4 separate regions of the Mus musculus genome follow, and all the other regions are linked to region 1. A link is a loop called in an ENCODE intact Hi-C map of the cell type or tissue named here. Cell type or tissue: heart. All regions are shown on one strand.

Evidence for each region. A loop is a pair of places that touch in the nucleus more often than their neighbours do. Peaks named below come from ENCODE experiments on the same cell type or tissue, not always from the same donor. Only the 100,000 strongest peaks of a DNase experiment are listed, where the experiment ranks them.
Region 2: it touches region 1 in a loop (7-fold over the local background); 24 of 42 quality-filtered maps call a loop at or near these places.
Region 3: it touches region 1 in a loop (4-fold over the local background); 9 of 42 quality-filtered maps call a loop at or near these places.
Region 4: it touches region 1 in a loop (7-fold over the local background); 3 of 42 quality-filtered maps call a loop at or near these places.

Annotation. Positions count from the first base shown.
Region 1 is chr16:8,766,713-8,771,712 of GRCm38, forward strand. No RefSeq gene overlaps it. Among named protein-coding and RNA genes, the nearest start is that of Gm25805, 2.9 kb to the left of the region's middle. In heart, CTCF peaks have their summits at 2,557 (motif pointing left), 2,762 (motif pointing left) and 4,547 (motif pointing right); a DNase peak (open chromatin) is centred at 2,559; H3K27ac peaks cover 778 bases.
Region 2 is chr16:8,683,602-8,688,601 of GRCm38, forward strand. Gm5767 (predicted gene 5767) reads left to right here. Exons shown (of 4, transcript NM_001324517.1): 4 at 157-304. The coding sequence ends at 271. Among named protein-coding and RNA genes, the nearest start is that of Gm5767, 5.3 kb to the left of the region's middle. In heart, a CTCF peak has its summit at 2,683; DNase peaks (open chromatin) are centred at 2,710 and 3,350; H3K27ac peaks cover 1,372 bases.
Region 3 is chr16:8,404,187-8,409,186 of GRCm38, forward strand. No RefSeq gene overlaps it. Among named protein-coding and RNA genes, the nearest start is that of Gm24579, 3.9 kb to the left of the region's middle. In heart, a CTCF peak has its summit at 2,673 (motif pointing right); no DNase peak of the experiment used is centred here; H3K4me3 peaks cover 91 bases; H3K27me3 peaks cover 1,944 bases.
Region 4 is chr16:8,867,811-8,872,810 of GRCm38, forward strand. No RefSeq gene overlaps it. Among named protein-coding and RNA genes, the nearest start is that of Gm30310, 11 kb to the right of the region's middle. In heart, a CTCF peak has its summit at 2,109 (motif pointing left); a DNase peak (open chromatin) is centred at 2,121.

The DNA of each region.
Region 1 (5,000 bases):
CAGAGGGCAACTTTCCAAAGTTGATTGTCCGTCTCCACCTTTCTGTGTGTTCCAGGGACTAATGTCACTCAGTCCTCGGTGAGTGCTTTAACCCACTGAGTTACCTCACTGGCTCTTTTGTCCCTCCTCTTCCTCTCCTTCCTTCCTTCTTAAAAAAATAAATAAATAAAAAATAAAATCGCCAGGCAGTGGTGGCTCATGCCTTTAATCCCAGCACTCGGGAGGCAGAGGCAGGAGGATTTCTGAGTTCAAGGCCAGCCTGGTCTACAAAGTGAGTTCCAGGACAGCCAGGGCTATACAGAGAAACCCTGTCTCGAAAAACAAAAAGCAAAAAAACCAAAAAACGTAATCCCATGGTTTAGAATTGGGGCTGAGAGCCCTGGGGCGGGGGTTACACGTGGTCGTGAGCTTCCTGGAGTGGCTCCTGGGAACTGAACTTAGGTCCTTCCTTAAGAGGAACAGCAAGTGCTGTTAACTGCTGCACCATTTCTCCAGCCCCTTCCTTCTTGCTTCTCTGGGTCAGGTTTTGATTTGACAGGATCTTGCTTAGTTGACTAGGCTGGCCTGAAACTACTGTGAAACCCAGGCCGGCCTCCAGGCAACCTCCTGACCCAGCCTCCAGAGTACCAGGATAGCTGCTAACATTCATTCTTTCATAGTTACTGTTATCCCTTATTAACAAGAGGAGAAACCAAGGCACAGAAGATGTAAGTGACCAGTTTCAGGTCACTCAGCCAATGAGGCTATAGTTGTAAATGCCGCTATTCTATATGCAAACTGGAGCTCAGTGAATATCTATTACTTTGCATAGTCAGCCATCTCCTGTTGGCATCTGAGACTCCTCAGGGTGTGGTAGCACACACCCCACCCGTAACACAGTAGGAGAGGCAGGAGGATCCAGAGTTCCAAGCCTGGGCTACGGAACTGCGCCTTACGTCCAAAAACAATGCAAACAGACATTTGACTCTAGGCCTTGGACCTTGGAGCATAGCAAGGAAGAAGAGGAGGAAGAAGAGAGGAAGAGGAGGAAGGAGAAGCCGCTGTCATTGTTTTTCTACGTCGTTCATTTTTTGGTTTCCTTTTTCTGGTTTGCTTTTCCACTGCACTGCCACCCACTTCCTTATGCTAAGACTTTAAAATGAATTACATTCTGGGCACACTCACCTCCCTTCATCCCGCTGCTGCCTGAAGCTCAGGAAACCCAGCTGGAAGCAAACAGGCTTATCTTTAATATTTTAAACTTATATTTTATTTACTTATTTATACAACTGTGGAGTCTGAGGGCAATTTGTGGGAGCCAGCTCTCTCCCTGCACCGTGGGCCCTGGGGACTGGACACATGCTGTCATGCATGAGGGCAGGGGTCTTTGCTGTGGAGCCCACTTGCCAGCCCATCACAGACTCGTCTTCCATTTGTTTCTTCACATATTTGTTCCTTTGCGTCAGGCAGGGTCTCTTGTAGCCTAGGCTGGCCTCACACTCACTGTGTTCCTTAGGGTGACATTGAATTTCTGGTCCTTCTGCCTCTGCCTCCTATATCTGCAGACCAAAGATTATAGGCAGGGACCACACAACTGCCTACTGATTGTGTGCGTGGGCTCAAGCACACGTTGTAGTGTGCAAATGGACCAGTTCAGAGGGCAGTCTGAGGGAGTAGAGCTAAGGGCAACAGGGCAGGAGGAGCTGTCTTTTTTCTGCTGCCAAGTCCCCCCCCACCCCTTATGAGGCAGGGTCTCATTGGATCCAGTTGACCTTGAGCTCCACCTTCCAGGTACTGGGATTACAGGTATGTACCCCAATGTACAGTTCCTGTGGTGTTGAGGAGAGAGCCCAGGGTTTCCTGTGTGCTATGCAAGTGCCCTACCCATTGAGCTGCATGCCCATGTCCAAGATGAAATATGTTGAAGCCTGGGAGCGGAGTGACTAGAGTGCAGGTAGATGGAGCTGGATCCTAGCCCAGGTCTGTAGTCCCTTGGTATTTACGGGGCAACCTCTAAACAGGCTCCCCACAGGCTTCTCTGGGAGGCCCTGTCTGTTCCAGCTACAGCCAGGCTGCCACTGAGCCTCATCCAGTTGCTGAGCACTCACAGCACGCCTGTTCCTCTTCCTCCTTTCAGCCTGTGGCTCACTGGACAAGCAGGATTGTTTACAGTAAATGGAAACCCAACTTGTTCAGGAAGCTCGGCCTGATACATTACAATGTTATTCTAGCCTGTAATGTACCTACCTGTGGGCTTTCAGATACAGCCAGGCTGTCTGGAAAAGGACCCTGAGGTTTCAAGCTGCCTTTTGGGGTCAAGGCTAGGGACTGCAGAACCCTGGGTGCTTTTCTGGTCCCCCTGAACTTCCACGTGTGCATGCACCCAGACAACTGCCTGTCTTAAAGGTCATGAAGCGCTGGGACGTAGGGAAAATTACCTGCAGACCTGGTTTCCCTAGGGTTCAATAAGGCAGGGCCTTCTCTGCTCTATTTCTGAAAGCTCAGTACTCTGTCTGGCACCTGCCCCCGGGGTTGGCCCGAAGCTCAGCCTCAGCTCACAGTCCCTGTGCCCTCTAGTGGTCACTTGGAGGAAGGACTAGCTCAGGGAGATGAGGTATGATGGTCTCTTACACTTGGACATTACCGGGTAAAAATAGAAAGCTGAGGGCTAGCGAGATGGCTCAGTGGTTAAGAGTGCCGACTGCTCTTCCGAAGGTCCCGAGTTCAAATCCCAGCAACCACATGGTGGCTCACAACCATCCGTAATGAAATCTGATGCCCTCTTCTGGAGTATCTGAGGACAGCTACAGTGTACTTACATATAATAAATAAATCTTGGAGAAAAAAAAAAAATAGAAAGCTGAGGAATGGGGAAAGCTCCGGTCAGGCACCTCATTCCAAAGAATGATGCACATTTAGTCTCAGCTACCTGAGAAACTGAAGCAAGGGGATCACCGCTGTACACTCCCTCCCCACACAATTAAAAAAAGAAAGGGGAGCCAGGTGTAGTGGCTCATGCCTTTAGTCTTAGTGCTCTGGAGGATCTCTGTGAGTTCTACGGTGAGTTCAAGGATAGTCAGAGCTACATACTGAGACCCTGTCTGGGGAGCAGGGTAGGGAAGAGTAAAAGAAAAACGGGGTTCTGAAGAGATGGGTTAAGAGCATTTGCTACAGTTCAGTTCTGGCTCAGAGCCCTCTACAACTCCAGTTCCAAGGGATCCAACATGCTCTGGTCTTCAAAGTGAGTTCCAAGACAGCCAGGGCTATACAGAGAAACCCTGTCTCGAAAAACCAAAAACAAACAAACAAAAACCGAAAAAGCACGTGTACAGGCAAACAGGCAGTCACAGAGAAGAAAGTAAACCCATCTTTCTTAGGCATTTATGTGTTCATTTTTACATAAGTATGTGTCTACATGAGTTTATGTACAGCACATGTGTGAAAGTCCCAAAGAAGACTCTAATTCTAATTCTTTAGAATTGGGGATGCAAGCCACCTGCTGTGGGTGCTGGAAACCAAATCCAGGTCCTCTGGGAAAGAAGCAGGCGTTCCTACTGAGCCATCTCTCTAGTCTCAAATAACAGAGAGAAGAGAGAGAGAGAGAGAGAGAGAGAGAGAGAGAGAGGGGAGGGGAGGGGAGGGGAGGGGGAGGCCACGATAGGCAGTCTATTTTGGTTGAATGAGGCTTGCTCCGGCAACCCAGTAGAAAACTCTACAAGAGACGGAAAAGCGAGCCACGTTCCCAGAGTCAGGTGCCTGACACCACAGAGTCCCCAACTCCATGATTCTGTGTCTATAAGTCAGGCAAAGTCCCAAGCTCCTGGCATTCTGGCTAGACTCCACCCCCAGTTACCTGGCAACAGCAAGATAGCCTAGCCCACTATAAAAGGAGCTGCTTGGCCCCTCCTCACTCTTTAAGCTCTCACCATCCTTACTCTCATCTCTAGCCCTCCTCTCTCTCCCTCCCCCCCACCCCCCTCCACGCGGCCATGGACAGCCTCCCTCTTTCTACCTTCTTTCTCCCTACCTTCCTACAACAAAGCTCGGAGACTGTCTCTGCTCATCAAGGCCCACTATGCTTCAACAATGGGATAGGCTTTCCCATAACCAGCCGCATCTAACCTCCCGTTAGAAGGCCTTCCTGCGCTCCAGCCACTGACCAGACCAAGGTCTCTTACCCACGTGGGAACCACCCAGCGCCTCCCTCTCCCCCGGCCCTCTCCTTCCTTCAGCACCAGGTCCGATGGCTGAGAACCTGGTGCCTAGGACTACCCCTTGTCCACCACCCGCCGAGCTGGGGCCAGTGGCTTCACACCCAGACACCCACGCGGGGCTGTGGGGAAAGCGCGGGGAAAGACAGTCCTTCCGAGTCCGCCCGCCCAGAGCATCAGAACTCTGATGGGACAGGGGTTTTCTCCCACTCCCTCTCCCCCCCACCCCGCACTCCCTGCCCCACAATTGTGTTCATTGGGGGCATGCTGCACCTGCTTGAAGGTAGGATGCCTTTGTTGACTCCAGCCACATCCCTTTATAACATCTTTGCGTCTCTGCTGTGAGCTGGAAAGTGACGACAGTCCAGCAGAGGGGGCTCCTGGGAAATGTATCAGAAGCCAAAGCCAGGATCCTTTTTGGTCTGGCGAGAACTAAGCTCACAGAGGTGCTTGTTAAATATGCTTCTACTCACATCTCTGACTGCTCTGGGGCTCAAAATGCAGCCACCAAGGGCAGATGGGACTGTACTTTTTTTGGATGGGAACCAGTACTGACTGCCTCCAAGGGACAAAGACCCCATCCCATTTCATACTCTCTGTCCAAGGAGTTAATTTTGTGTTTTTGTTTGTTTGGTTTTTTGTTTGTTTTTGGTTTTTTTGAGACAGGGTTTCTCTGTATAGCCCTGGCTGTCCTGGAACTCACTTTGTAGACCAGGCTGGCCTCGAACTCAGAAATCTGCCTGCCTCTCCCTCCCGAGTGCTGGAGTAAAGGCGGGCGCCACCACCATGAAGTTATTTAGGTATTTTGCC
Region 2 (5,000 bases), 83 kb before region 1:
ACTGCTACTGCCAAGAAACAGAGGGCTCAGTATAGCTCTCAGCCCAGCTCTGGAGAACTGCCCCCAAAGAACTGAGACCCACGCAGAAGTGTGACGAGGGTGCAGGTCAGCACAGGGACCTACTCAGGTGAACACACACTGCTTCTGAGGCTGCAGGTGCTTCCTGGGCTGCTGTCTCATCCCCTTCTGCATACGGAGCACCATGGATGTGACCCACTCCTGCCCCATGTGCCATCACCAGATCTACTACTTCCATCGCCTGGGATTATGACTATAAACAGCAATAAAGCAACATCAGGGTGTATATGTGTGTATGAGTGCATGTGCATATATGCGTTTATATGTCCATGTATGTGTGTTCATGTATGTGTGTATATGTATGCACGTATGCATGCATGTGTATGTGTGCCCGCCCCCCATATACCCATTCATCAAGAGTATGGTAAACACCCTCCACTCTCCTCTGTTCTGTCCATGTACCATAGATGGTACCTACGTAAGCTTGGGTCACAACATGTGCTAGTTGGTATCTTCCTCAGGAGGGCTGGAGCACAAGACTCCTCTAACTGATTATAGATGCCACAGCTCCACCAGCCAAGCCACCTCTTTCCTAGCCTCTTCCTATCAGCTCCAGCTTCTGCTCCTTTGGGAAAACCTGTTAGCCACACCTCATCTGTATAATCCCCCAACCCACATCCAGGTTCACACCCGCTCCCTCAGGGACCAGTGCCCTAACCGCAGTGCCAAGAGAGCGTGGTCCTTTCCTCACCGTGGGTCTCTGCAGTCTGGGATCCTTAGCCCCGAGGGCTGCAGATGTCCTCTGGCCACCCACTAGCAGCTTTCCTCAGCCTGCTTTGTCCCCAGGCTTGCTTGAGCTTCCTTTGGCCACCTCCCTAGGCTTCTGTCCTCTCCAGCAGCCCCTCGGCCTTTTCCCCTGGATGCCCCGGGCAGCCGACAAAGCCCTTGCGTTGGCATGGAAAGATGGCCCTGTAATTAAGAGGAGTTGCCTCACAAAAGTGAGGACCAGAGCCTAGATCCCCAGAACACACACAAGTGCTGGCTGGGCGGGCAGCACACATGTAATCCCAGCCTTCCAAGTCCCAGAAAGAGGCTCCCAGAGCAAGCTTTGGCTAGTGAGACTAGCCATGTGAGCAAGCTCTGGGTTTGAGGGACCTTGCCTACATGAGTAAGATGATCCTGTACATCAACCTTGGGCCTCCACATGACTGTGCACTTATGTACATGCACACCTACACAGGTGCACCCACGTATGTGCAGACACACAGACAAATGGGGGGACCTCACCGGGTCTCGAGAGCCCTCTCCTGCAGGAGTGGGTGTATGGGGAGGGTCTCCAGTGCAGCCTGCCTTTCTATTCGCCCAGTCTCTTCCCCTCCACCTGCCCCACACTCTGCTGCGCCCTCACCAGCCTCACCTGTGGCTAACAGACAGTTAATGATGCAGTTAATATGGACAAGAATTCAATACTTCTTTGGGAGCCTGAGGTGGGGATTGCCAGCCTTAGTTACATAGTAAATGCCTGGCCCTTTAAAAAAAAAAAAGAAAGAAAAATCTGTTGCTGCTGTTGTCCAGATCCAGACCTGTCTAGGCAAGGTGCCTTGCCTGGCGTGGTGGAGGAGGTGTGATCATATTTATGGAGGCAGGAGGACCTGCCCGCTGTGCACAGCACCATTCCCTGGCTGGGATCCCGGACTGGTTAAGTGAAAAAAAAAAGAGAGCTGGGCTGCAGCACGCAGTTATCCATCTCTGCTTCCTGATTGTGGGTATCAGGTGACTTTCAAGCTGATGCCTGGGAGCTAAAATGACCCTTTCTCCCTTCCATTCTTCTTACCAGAGTAGTTTATCACAGCAACAGTTGCTGCCCTGGAACTCACAGATCATACTCTTTCAATGAGCTGACCTGGAGCCATGTGCAGTGCTTGCTACCTCCCTCCGGACCCCACCCAGGCAGCACCCTCTCTATGCACCCCAGAATAGCCCATCCCTTCAGTGCTTTTTCCAGGAAGACTCATGAGCCTGACACCCCTAAGATCTAACAGAAGTTTAGGGAGAGGCTACAAGAGAAGTTGGGGAGGGAGGAAGGGGTCCTGCTGAGTCCTCTCCTGGGGTGGACTCCTTCCCAAGGTCACGGTGCAAAGAAGCCAACAGGAAGGAAGTGGTTGTTAAAAGACCTCAAACTGGCCCGTGGGTGAGACTTCTGGGTAGGATGAGCATTAGGGGCAAGATCAGGAAGGAGGGACAGGGAAATCCAGTTTCAGAACGATTGGATTTTTGTCTTTGCAATGCTGAGAATTGAAGCAGGGGCTTCGTATGACAGGCAAGCACTCTACATCCCAAACCCTCCTTTTCATTTTGTAGCAGGGACTTCACTAAATTGCCCAGGCTGGCCTTGAGCTTACTATGTATCTCAGGCAGGCCTGGCACTCACCATCCTCTCCTGACTCAGCCTCTTGACCGCTGTTTTGACAAGTGTGAACTACCACACTGGAGCTCCATTTAATTTTGAAAAAACCAACTATATTGGTGTAGCTATCACTATATGAGTAGAAAGGGTGAAGAAACGAGTAAATTATCTGAATAAGAGAAAGGGGGACATGGGAAATGACAGGCACATGAGGTACATGGGCCACTGATCTGTGCTGGGTTCCCTGTAATACCCATACTCACCACAGGGAGGTAGCATTGCACCAGTTGACAGAGGTAGAAATCCAGGCCTAGGCGGTCTGGTGACTGAATGCATGGGCAGCCAGAAACTCAAGTCTGCCTCCCTGTATTAGTTTGATATAAAAGCTGTAGATGAGTGGGTAGTTGCATTGTGGGTGGGCTAGCAAGCATTCCAGGCTGAGATTGCTAGAAGCCTGAAAGTCGGGCGAGGCACACTGCCCAAAGCAGGCAGCTCTCCAGACCTGAGGGGTTCCCTCACCCCCAAGCCTGTCTACCACCTGCAATGGAGGGAATACTGGGAAACTGGACTTCAGAACTTCGAACCTTAGTAGCATAGAAATAGACCTGATACAAGATCACACTATCATGCCAAGTCAGCGTGGGCCTCAGACAGAAAGCAAGCCTTGGATGACCCTTCCAAGCTCACCTGAAAGCTCCCTTCCCTGTTCAGGTCCCTCTCTGTCCCCCATGCAACATGTTGGGCTTTGACTTGTATTCCTGGACAAGAGTGTCTCAGTTTTCAACTCCACAGTGCCTAGGCCGTGAGCCCCCCCTCCCCACAGACCCCAGGCTTGCCCATATCATAGAAAGTGGAAGAAACCCACAGTGCTGCAGCTGCCTGAAGGTCCTGCTTTACTCGGCATCCGTGTGAGCTTAAAAGGACGGTGCTGATTACGGTCACCCCACCCTCTGTGACAGCCTTATCACTGGAGTGGACAGGTGGGTGTGGCGTGCCATGGCTGTGCTATCAGCAGCCACCATGGCAGGCCTCTGTGCCCACTCCCAGCCTACTGCTGCCAGCCCTGCCCAGCAGGTCCACCTTGGAAATCTGCCCTGCAGCTGGTCTGGGGACAGTGAGCTAGGGCCAGGGAGAGAAGTCGGACAGCTTTAATGCGCCCTTAGCACTGTGCACGCCACTTAGCTGGAAGGCTAACACTACCCCTCAGCCTCGACGAACCTAAAGGTGCCTTCCCAACCCCCTCACCTCCTCCTACTGCAAGCCCAAGCCTGGAAAACTGAGCTAGAACATCCAAGAGCCCAGTATCCTGGTTGGCAGGAAAGGACATGTGAGCTCACCTCAGAGACCGTGAGGCCTTTTGGAGTCTGGTTTCCAAACATGTTGAAGGTACAAGCTGGGACCTGCCATCTAGCCCTGCCATTCAGCCAGACCAGGCACATAACCTAACATGGGCCAGTGACCCCTGGCAGGGAGGGACAGAGACTATCATACCCAAGTTTTGCCCTCAGAATGATCTCAAAGCAGAGGGTCCCAGCTTGCAGGTCTCATTCACAACCACCCATGTCCACCAACAGTAAAACTGAAGGACACAAGGAGATTTGGTCCTGATGGAGCTTTTTGCCTACCTGGGAAATGAAGTCCCCTGGAGCTCCTTCAAGCCAGCAGGTTGTAAGAACTGCATCTCAGCAGTCCCTAGGATCAAACTGAGTGCCAATGAGGACATTGGACTTTGGCTCTGACTATGTGCAACAGATTAAAGTGACTGTCCCTTCCCTTAGGAACTGAGCCCCATTCCTGGTGCTTGGCCACAGGCAGCCAGAAGTTGAAGTAGAGAGTGGACACAAGGCACTCTGCCATGGGGGCAGCTACTGTCTGATAGCACAGGGTTGGGACAGGGACAACATGCTGAGGGCCCCACACATGAAGACAGCCCCAATTCCTACAAAAGCACCTGACCTCTGTCCCTCATCAGCTTCCACAGACATCCATTCCAGGAAGGGCTGTACCTATTCCCCATGTGGCACAACCAGACTTGGGTTTTACTCTGAGAGAGGGTTTGTACTATGTAGCCCAGACTAGTCTCATCGGTGGCTGGGATCACCACCCTGCCAGGCTTCATCAATGTAACTGCACATTTACCCTAACAAACAGCTGGAAAGCAATATGGTATTCCTCCTTGCCAGATGTGCTTGGTCACAGGGACAGTTGGCTCAATCAAGGCTCTGCTAAAGGGGGAATGGCCTCAGAGGAGCCACAGGGAGTTTTAGTGTTGAAGAAAACCACAGAGGCCAATGACCCATGGTTTTCAAGCTTGGGTCTCAGGCATCCCAGACCCTGATGCGTAGCCAGGAATGGCTTTGAACTCATCACCCTGTTTCCACTTTGGTATGCACAACCATTCCAGCTTCATGCCCTGAGCAGAATCACATAGCCACCAAGGCTGCAAGCCCTCACTGAAGTCACACTCCCCCTACATCAACACCCACGTCACAGAGCAAAGGGACCCGACGGCATCCTCAGGGGATTCAGTGAGCAGGCTGGAAGACAACCGTTTCTCACATTTTAGTAATACTTA
Region 3 (5,000 bases), 360 kb before region 1:
CTAGTGCTTGAGAGCGGGCAAAGCTCCCACGGTCCCCTCAGGGTCTCCCAGGCTTCTAGCCTTAGCTCAACCAGGGACCACAGAGAAAGGTAAACAGAAGGATGTATGTACAATGAGGAGAGGCAGAACAGGAGCCTGGAGGGTAGAGAGGGACAGCGTGAAGTTAATAGCCAGAGATGCCACCTAAGACCATGGTGGCATCCTGGCCTGTGCTGCCACTGGAGGCCACATCTGGGTCCATGGCCTTACAGCAGCAGGGGTCTGTTACCACCAAAGGCCAGGCAGACACCTCTGGTCTGGTCTGGTCTGCCACCAGAGAGCTTATTAATGTCTGAGGGCTTTGCAGAACTGTCCCCACCCCTCACCTGGACATTGTGGGAGAGCTAGCCCTGGGAACAGGAGAGCTGACCGCGCCCTCAGTACTTAAGGTGAGCGACTGCACATTGCAGGAGCCACAGGTAAGCCAGCCTCAGGAGTATAAACATGGGAGACCTGACCATGATGGGGTCATGAGAGCAGGAGAGCTGTCCCTGCCACCTCACCTGCTACAGCACTCAGGACAGCAGGCCCTGCACCTCACTGGGCAGCCCAGTCCAGCTGAACCTGATGGTGGGCACACAGGTGAACCAGCCCTGAGGGTGTGAGCACGGGAGAGCTGGCCCTGCAATTTGTCTGCCATGTAGCATCATGAGTGAGGGAACAGACATCCTCCCCTCTCCTTGCCCCTTACCACCTGTGGCAGGCAGGAGAGCTGGCCCTGCCCCTTGTACTCATGAGAGTGGGCCCTGAACCTTGCCTAGGCATCACAATAGAGCGTGCCCTGGATGCAGGGTTTGCAGGTGAGCTGGCCCTGAGGGTGTGAGTGCAGGAGAGCCCTCTCTGTTTCTTGCCTTCTGGGAGGTGGTGCTGATGAGAGAGAGATGCTCCCTCCCCTCCGTCATCCCTCACCACCTATTGCAGGCAGAAGATCTGGTCCTGGGATCATGAGGTTGAGAGAATTGTCCCTGTCCCTCAGCAGCTGCAGTACTCAGGAGAGCAGGCCCTTCATCTCACCTGGGCAGCAGGGTAGAGCCGGCCCTGGTTGCTGGAGTTGCAGATGAACCAGCTCCCAAAGCAGGAGACCAAAGGCGCTGGCAAGCTCATGTACCTCTTGGGCTCAGACACTGGTCCACCCAGTGGATGGGGCCTTTTGACAAACTGCTGGAGTACATGAAGGGGCAGGTTCCACAGATCCAAAACCACGGGATCTCCATGACACAGAGCAACAAGAGGATATCCAAGAGGAGTCCATGGGGATCCAGTACCGATAGAGCAGCAGAAGCCAGAGCCCTCACACCAGACCAGGGAGTCATTGCGATGGCATTGAAAGCAGAGAAGTGTGGACAAAAGGGTATACTGTGGGGCACACTGTGACACAGTACAACTCCACCATGAGATCTGTTTTTCCCTGTTGGTGGGGAGGTTGCAAGGGTGTAGGGTGGGCATGAGGGGAGCAGGAGATGAGTGGGGGTGGGGTGCACGATTGAAGTCACAAAGAACCAATAAAAAGTTGAAAATTTTGTTTTACAACTTTTATTCCACTGGGTACCATTGAGGCCCCAGTATTGAGAGTTCGGTGCCTTTCTGTGAAGATGTTAGATGACAGCAGTGGAGAGAAGCTGAGGACAGACCCAGGACCTGCCTGCCACAAACATCCACAGGCTCTCAGATCCAGATGGAATGAGAATAGGACAGAATCGAGCAGAATGGGATATCAGCAGAATCCTGCCCCCATTGAATGCCCTCTCCTCTGGCCAGGAGCATAGCCTGTGCCCCTTCTCTCTCCCCACCACGTCTCTCTGACCACTCCCCCTTCATTGCCTCAAACAAGCCACCTTGTCCCCACAGCAGGACCTTTTCTCTTGCAGCCACCTGCCTGGTCTGCTGCCTCCTTATGCAGTCACCTGCTGGAAGAAATGTCTCTCCCGGTAGGTAACCTCATCGCTGCCTTTCATCGTTCTGACTTTATGCACAGCCTGACTACTGTGTGTTCCTGGACCGTGCTCATTGTCTGTTTTCCTGTGACAGGGTACGGGCCCTTCCCACCACCTGACTCTTTCCATTGCCTTTCCAGTTCCATCGCTGCCGGGAGATCAAAGTGGGAACCGGAAGCATTATAACCAGTCAAGAACAGAAAGCAATGAACTCATGCAGGTTTGAGCTCAGCTCAATTTCTCTACTCGAATACAGCCCAATTTGGAGCTGGGTCTTCCCCCATTAACAAAGGAGTCACAAGAACCTGATCCAGACAACCCCTCACTAAGACACTCTTCCCAGGTCAAGTTGACAAACCCACCACCCACCAATGTGTCCCCAGGCTTCACACCCATATTAGATGACTATAACCAGTGAACAAATGAATGAATCTCTCCTCTTTGATGCTGTTGGCTTCTTGGCTGCACACTGCTTGGGTTATTATTATTCCTTTCTGTTCACTCAGGAGGTTTCTCTGCCTCAAACGTCCAGGAAGATATTATCTTCAGCCTCTACTATCAACCTCCAGTTGGGACACCAATCATAAGGACTAAGTGGTCTCTAGAAGGTCTGCTTTGTCTGGGAAAACTCAGAGGTTTTAACAACTTTCCTTAGCCCCTTTATTTGTTCCTCCAGCACATTTCTATTATGTGACCAGCAGATGGCAGCAAAGACCGTCCTTCTGATAACCATCGCCACAAACTGCTGCTCCTGGACTGCTGCCAGTCTCTAACGCAGTTTGTCGGCTGGTGGGGCCTGCCTAGATGCTGTGTTTACACTACTCCTGAATAAACAGACGATGTCCCAAGTCCTAGGTCGAGGGACAGAGAAGTGGGTGGTGCAGGTGCTGGCAGGAAAGCATTGATTTGTTTTCCCAGTTGAGTTTGATTCCCCTTGCAACCCTTCCCTTTTGTGCATCTGGGACAGTCATCATAGGCTGCCTGTGCCTCGGTTTCCTCATCTATATACTGATGGATCTATCCCCATAGGACTACATGTTTCCCATGGCTCTCTCCTCAACATGTCAGCTAAGCAATCACGGCTCATCCTACAGTCGTTAACCCTCATTCTTTTCAGTGTTTATTGACTGACTGACAAAGTGGAGTGTGCCGGAATGTGTAGTAAATACTCACTGAGCATCAGCTGTGAAGATAATGTCATGATGGAGATGATGATGATATCAAATGATGGCATGGTAACCATGGTGTCATGTTGAAAAAGATGTAAGGATGAAGATGTCATGGCTGAGGATTATAATGCTCTGATAAAGTGGATGTCATTCTGAGAGTGACAGTGATGTCAGGGAGATGACAGTGTCATTGGGGTTGTTTGAATGACCACTGTAGACTCACAGGTTTGAATATTTGATCCTCAGCTGATGGGACTGTTTGGGAAGGATTAGGAGGTGTTGGAGGAGGTGTGTCATTAGGGATGGACTTTGAGGTTTCAAAAACCCATCCACTTCCTGTTAGCTCTCTGCCTCCTACTATTGGGTAAAGATGTAAGCACTCAGCTACTGCCCCAGTGCTATGTCTGCCTGCCTGCCCGCCCGCCCGCCCGTCTGCCTGCCTGCCTGCCTGCCTGCCTGCCTGCCTGCCTGCCTGCCTGCCTGCCTGCCTGCCATGATGGTCACAAACTCTAACTCTCTGAGCCTGTGAGTCCCGACTTTAAAATGGTCGTAGCGTTTGGTCACAGCAATAGAAAAGTAACTAAGACAGTCCTTAGGATGTTGGTGTCACAGAAAGGCTATGATGTCATTGGTGACTATAGTGGTGTCATTTGATGACAATGTCCTGCGAGGATGGTGACATTGTGAAGGTATGATGTCATGATGCTGAGAACAGTGTTGTCATCTAATAACACGCACCAATGGCCGTGAAACCCACTGACGCACTGGCAGCTCCTGCAGTTCCTTCAGCCCAAGGATCCCCACCTCCCATCCTGGGCTGCAGTCCCCAGTGACTCCTGCTGAGTACTGCCAAGCTCCACACTAGGCTGGGCGAGGGCTGACATCTGGCCTTCAAGCTGGGCACAGACACAGAGGTGAGCATCTGAGGATGAAACTGTGGTTTCGAGGGATGTTCGTACTGGTTGTGCCTGCCCCTCTTCCTCTGGGGGCCTCCCGACACCCCTGGAGAAGTACAGAGGACCAACACTGCCCAGCTGAGTGGTCCAGGGGGTCTCTAGCCTCTGAGATACATCTGTTAACATTTCCAAAGTGAGCCCCTAGCCCAGAAACTCCTTGTACCAGAAAACCTTTCCTATGGAGAATTAGGCAGTACTCTTCCCAAATCCTCCACTTCCCTCCTCCACCCCAACTCCCCTCTCTCACTTCCCTCTCCTCCACCTCCACCCCAACCCTCCCACATGCCCTTCTTCACCTCCACTCCCCTCCTCCTCCACTCTCTGTTCCCCCCTCCATCCCTTCTTTCCTACCCCCTCCACTTCCTTCTTTAACCCCTCCCTCCACTTCTCCCTGCACTCTACTCTCACCGACCCCCTCTATTCACACACACTGGCTGGAGTGACTCACTCAGGAAACCTTCCCTCCTTGGTGCTGGGACCCCAGAGCTCTGACTTCTCCCTGGTGCTACCCACTGTGTCCTCCTGTCTGGGTCCAGGTTGTGTGAAGCTTAAGGTAGCATCTGAGGTAGAAGGACCCCACAGGACCCTGGGACGCTGTGCTGGCAGACAGGGTGACTCTTCTTTTCTTTTCTTTTCTTTTCTTTTTTTTTTTTTTTTTTTTTTTTTTGGTTTTTCGAGACAGGGTTTCTCTGTGTAGCCCTGGCTGTCCTGGAACTCACTCTGTAGACCAGGCTGGCCTCGAACTCAGAAATCCGCCTGCCTCTGCCTCCCAAGTGCTGGGATTAAAGGCGTGTGCCACCACCGTGACAGGGTGACTCTTGAAGAGCCAAGCATGCCCGTGTCTCTGTGCACCTTTGCACACGTTATCCCACCTCTCTGATCCACCCAGCATCTTCTCACAA
Region 4 (5,000 bases), 100 kb after region 1:
AGGCAGCAAGCCACCACAGGAACCTTATGAGCAGTTTCTCTCAATGGCTGCACACCATGTAAGGCGTAAGGCAGGCCAATACATGTGAATCTTTAGCAAAGAATAGCGAGGCAGAGCAAACCAAACAAAAGCCCAGTGCTCATCTCCCACTGTCTGTGGCGTTTATACTCCCTCATCACAGGTCCTTTCATGTGTTGCTATATCCAAACATCCTTTTACCTGTGGCTGCTTCAGGAAAACAGTCTTTCATGTGTTTGCTTTAGCAGGATGCCCCAGCAAAACATTTGACATAACTTCCCAAAGAACTAGAAGTTTCCATGTCAATACTGAGAGGACCTGGAAGCTTGAGGCAGTCTGGATATATGCAAGAGAGAAAAAAAAAGTCCCTATTTCAAACAAGTTAGAAGGTGAGGGCTGACATCAGAGCTGCTCTCTGATCCCTACCCTCCACTCATGAATGGGCACACTCATACACATCAAGATAGAAGCCTCATGTAGAATGTTAAAACAACATTATGCAGATCAGAAGTATGAAACGTGCATGACTCAATGTTCAGATTCCGTCTCTGGAGATAAACTGCAGGATTTGAATCCTGACTCCAGCATTTAATGAGTTGTGTGACCTTGAACCAACCTAGTTAACTTCCTGCCTCAGCTTTCTTGACTGTAAGTTGTAATTATGGTTTCTATTTTAAGTTATATTTAGGCTTACATAAATTTAACAACCTCAGGACTCAGAATAGTACTCACAGGGCTGGGAATATTGCTCATTTGGTAGCAGTATGGAACATTGCATAGAACCTGCCGCAGTGTCAAATACATGTGATCCCTACCTAGGAAGTAGAGGAGTTCAAGGTTGGTGTGTGTTGCTTTCTGTGTGTAAGTGTGCTTATGTCTGTGTACTGTGTGTGCCTGATGTTTGGCGAGGAGAGGAAAGAGCATCAGATCCCTGGAACTGGAGCTACAGACGGTTGTGAGCTGCCATGTGGGTGCTGGGAATTGAACTTGGGTCCTCTGAAAGAACATCTGGTACTCTTAACTGCTGAGCCACCTCTCCAGCCCCAGTATGTACATATTTATAAACACAGAGGAAATAGACAATATTTTTCTAAAACATGGCATGAATGTAAAGTTCCATTCATAATATGAGCTCAGGGAAATGGAGTTATGACAAGGACCAGTTTGGGGCTACAGAAATGGTCTAGTGAGCAAACCATGGGCCTCAGAACTCATGTGAAAGCCCAATGGGTACGGCAGCACCACCCTCCCCCCAACTCCTGTGCACACGTGTGCACACATGCACACACAATGAAAGAATGAGAAATCTACTTTCCTGGTCCACAGACACTGATTCTTGTCCATCAGTGAAAAAGTGGTGTTGCACAGTGAAGCCAGGGTGTGAATGGGGTTTAGAACTAGAAATATAAGCAGACAACTTCTGTTTCTGCTCTATCTTGTTGGGAACTAGAAATTTAAAAGCAGAGCCCCTGGAAATGAGAGGTGTGACAGGTTGCTGTGAATTCGAGGCCAGAGAAGCTCCCTGTATCGTGAGACTGTTTTCAATCGAGCAGTCAACAAATATGCCTGGTGGTGTGGTTCATGCCAGCCTGAGGGTGGCTCTTGCTTCCCTAGTGGTACCCTGTCTCAACAAACCCAAACGAAAACAAGTGGACCTTAGCCTTTGATCCTGTCATCTAATTTCTGCCCTGACATTCCAAAGAAATAATGATGGAAGCTGGTCTTTATGCAGTGGTATCAGGTGTGTATCACCTGATGTAGAAGTGGAAAGAAAGAGCCCAAATACGTTCAACAAAGGTCTAATTAAACACATCAGTTCATTTATGCTATGGAAGAACATCCCATGAGGCATGGAAGTGTTCCAAGTAGTGACAGTGAGCAGGGTTTCAATAAATGCTCCATAGTATCTTACTGATGATTCAAACCCTCTTCCTCTCTTCATGGGGCTCATTAGTAGGTGCTGACTGGTTCCCTGATAGTGCCTTTGGGTCTCTGAACAGCCCCAGGTTCTTTTGTGTCCGCCCACCCCCTTTTCTGGGTTCCCTGTTTATCAGATTGCTCCTGTTTCTGGCTGGACACTGCCATCTAGAGGCCACTGGGCCTCAGAGCCTCTGATCCTTGTACTTCACCAGATCACTGGTCTCCAGCCTCAGGGGATCCCTGCTGTTACAGGCATGACCTCTTGGAGGATCACCTGTTTCCTAGAAGCCTCTGAGTAGGTTAGCACTAGAAAGACCCTTTGTGGTACAGTGTCTGAAGATTTTAGGGCAGGGTGTTGCTTCGACCTCTGTAGAGTTTATGGGTTAGTGAAGGCAGAGGTTGGTGGAACAAAGTCTTGTAGGGGGCTTGGGTCTGCAGAGGGGTACAACCGACGTAGGACTGAATTGAAGTTTGGAGCCTTTTATAGCTGCCCTTGAGAAGTGGAGGCAGGAAGATCAGGAAATCCAGGCAATCCTTGGCTATGTATAGAATTTGAGGCTAGCCCGGTCTCCTTGAGACTGCCTAAAAAAATTAGTGAGCGAAGTTACTTAAATCTAGGGTTAACTTAGAGAATCCTAAGCTAATTCACCTTGATGGTTTACCTTGTGTATTAGTCAGGGTTCTCTAGAGTCCCAGAACTTATGGATAGTCTCAATATAGTAAAGGACTTTATTGGTGACTTACAACTTGCAGTCCAATTCGCAACAATGGTTCAGCAGCAGCTGTGAATGGAAGGATCTAGCAGTTGCTCGGTCCCACACAGCAAGCAGGCGAAAGAGCAGGAGCAAGACTCCCTTCTTCCAATGTCAGTATATGGTCTCCAGTAGAAGGTGTAGGCCAGATTAAAGGTGTGTGCTACCACACCTTTAATCCCAGATGACCTTGAACTCGGAGATCTCCCTGTCTTCTGGAATCCATAGCCACTACGCCTCAAGATCTCCATACCAAGATCCAGATCAGAAACTTCTATCTCCCAGCCTCCAGATGAGGGTCACTGGTGAGCCTTCCAATTCTGGATTGTAGTTCATTCCAAATATAGTTGACAACCAGGAACAGCCACTACACCTTGACTGTCAACTTGATGTATCTCAGAATCACCATATAAGCAGATTTCTGGATATGCATGTGAGGGGTTACCTAGATTAGGTAAATTGAGGTGGGAAGAACCACCCTAAATATGAGTGGTGCCATTCCATCAGTTCTAGTCCCAGATCAACTAAAAAGGAGAATGTGAGCTGAGCACCCGCATCATCTCTCTGTGTCCTGACTGTGGACATGTGACCAGATGCACCACCTCCTGCTGCCATGACTTCCTCTCGATGACAAAACTGTAAACCAAAATAAGCCCTCTCTCCCCTTCCTTCTTTGTGTTATCTTGTCAGGTGTTTTATCACAATAAAGTGTAACAAATAGGAGCGGACTAAGTGTGACACTCCCTGTAGACACTTTTTACGCCCACAGTGCATTAGTACGGCAGCCACCATAAGGTGCAGCCATTCTTCTTTTTTTTGGGGGGGGGGAATCCCTCTTCTTTTCTTATTCCATCCTCCACACCCCACACAGTACTCTGCATGAGAGGAACCGGCTGGTACTGATGAATGCAGGGAATGCTAGGGTCTGCCTGGGCAGGGACTGTGGGAGACAGTACTTAAGAGCGTCCAGAGCAGGTAGCCTTCCATCCCAAGTGCTTCTCTGATCTCCAGGATCAGGCCTGATCACCACTTGTGTCTCCTCCTCTATCCACCTGGTGCACTCTTGTCCTTGTTATACCGGGCAGAGTGTAGAAGAGAGACTTATCCCCATGGCCTGGTGCAGATGTGGCTGTGGTTGTGATAGGGGCACTTTCACAGTCTCTGTTATAGAGACACTCTTGTATTCCATATTACGAAAAGGGATCCGCATCTGCGCACACAAGTTATCAACAGCTTAGAGACCTTCCTCTGTCCATAGCTGGGTTGTTCTGAGTTAACCACTCCCAGCCCAGATACCCCTGGGGGAGTATAAAGATGGTACCAGCCAGAAGCAACTAGACTCAGTGTTTCCAGAAATGCCTGAGCCTAAAAACCCACAGAAAGAGGGAAGACTCTCGGGGCAACAACGGAAGCAACACAGGTCATGAGGATAGGCTCAGCAATGTGTCTGACCCCTAATCACAGAGGTAGGGCAGAGCTCTGCAGTGATTGCCTTTGTCTCCTTTCTGCCCCTGTCACCTGCCAGCTGGAGATAAGATGGAAGACTGATCTTTTAGGATGTTAACCTACTGTCTTCTCAGATTGCTGGCTCTTTGGATGACAGTTAAAGATCACTCACGCTCACTGGCTTCTATAATGGTAGGCTGAACTACTCCAATTACCTCTGGGTTCCTGTGTCTGGGTGTCTGCAGAGGGCAGCAGTGCTACAGCCATGGCCATGGTGAGTCAGGGAGGGAGACTCAAATGCTCTGAGCTGGCCTCATGTCACTCCCCAAGAGATACACAGGGTGGGGCGGGGCGGGGGCGTGGTGGTGGGGTGGAGTGGGGAGGCACCTTTCCTTTACTCTGCAGACTTTCTTGTCACAGGGATGGGAAGAATTTAACTATTTCTACTTGAGAAAAGTAGCAGACTCTCGAGTCTAAGAGTAAAATTCTAAATGTGATGTTTCCCGATGCTTTGTCTTTGAGCAGGCATAGCACAACCCACAGCTGTACAGGATGTAAAGCAAGTGTCACAATGTTTCTTTTCTTTCTTTTCCTGCTGGATTTTTGGGCTCCTTTTGTAGCGATTTGTGTATGGCTTTGTGGGGGGAGGCAGATACTTGTGTGTGCATGTGGAGAGAGAGGCCTGGGGTTGACCTTAGCCGTCTTCCTCAGTTGTTCTTCAAATTATTTGTTGAGGCAGGCTTTGCTTGCCAATAGGGCTGCTCTGGCTAGTCAGCTGGCCCTGGAGACCCCAGTGCCCTTCTGAGTGCTGGTCTTGTAGGTGGGCCGTCCTGTCTGTCCTGTTTCCTTGAGTTCAGATTCTGA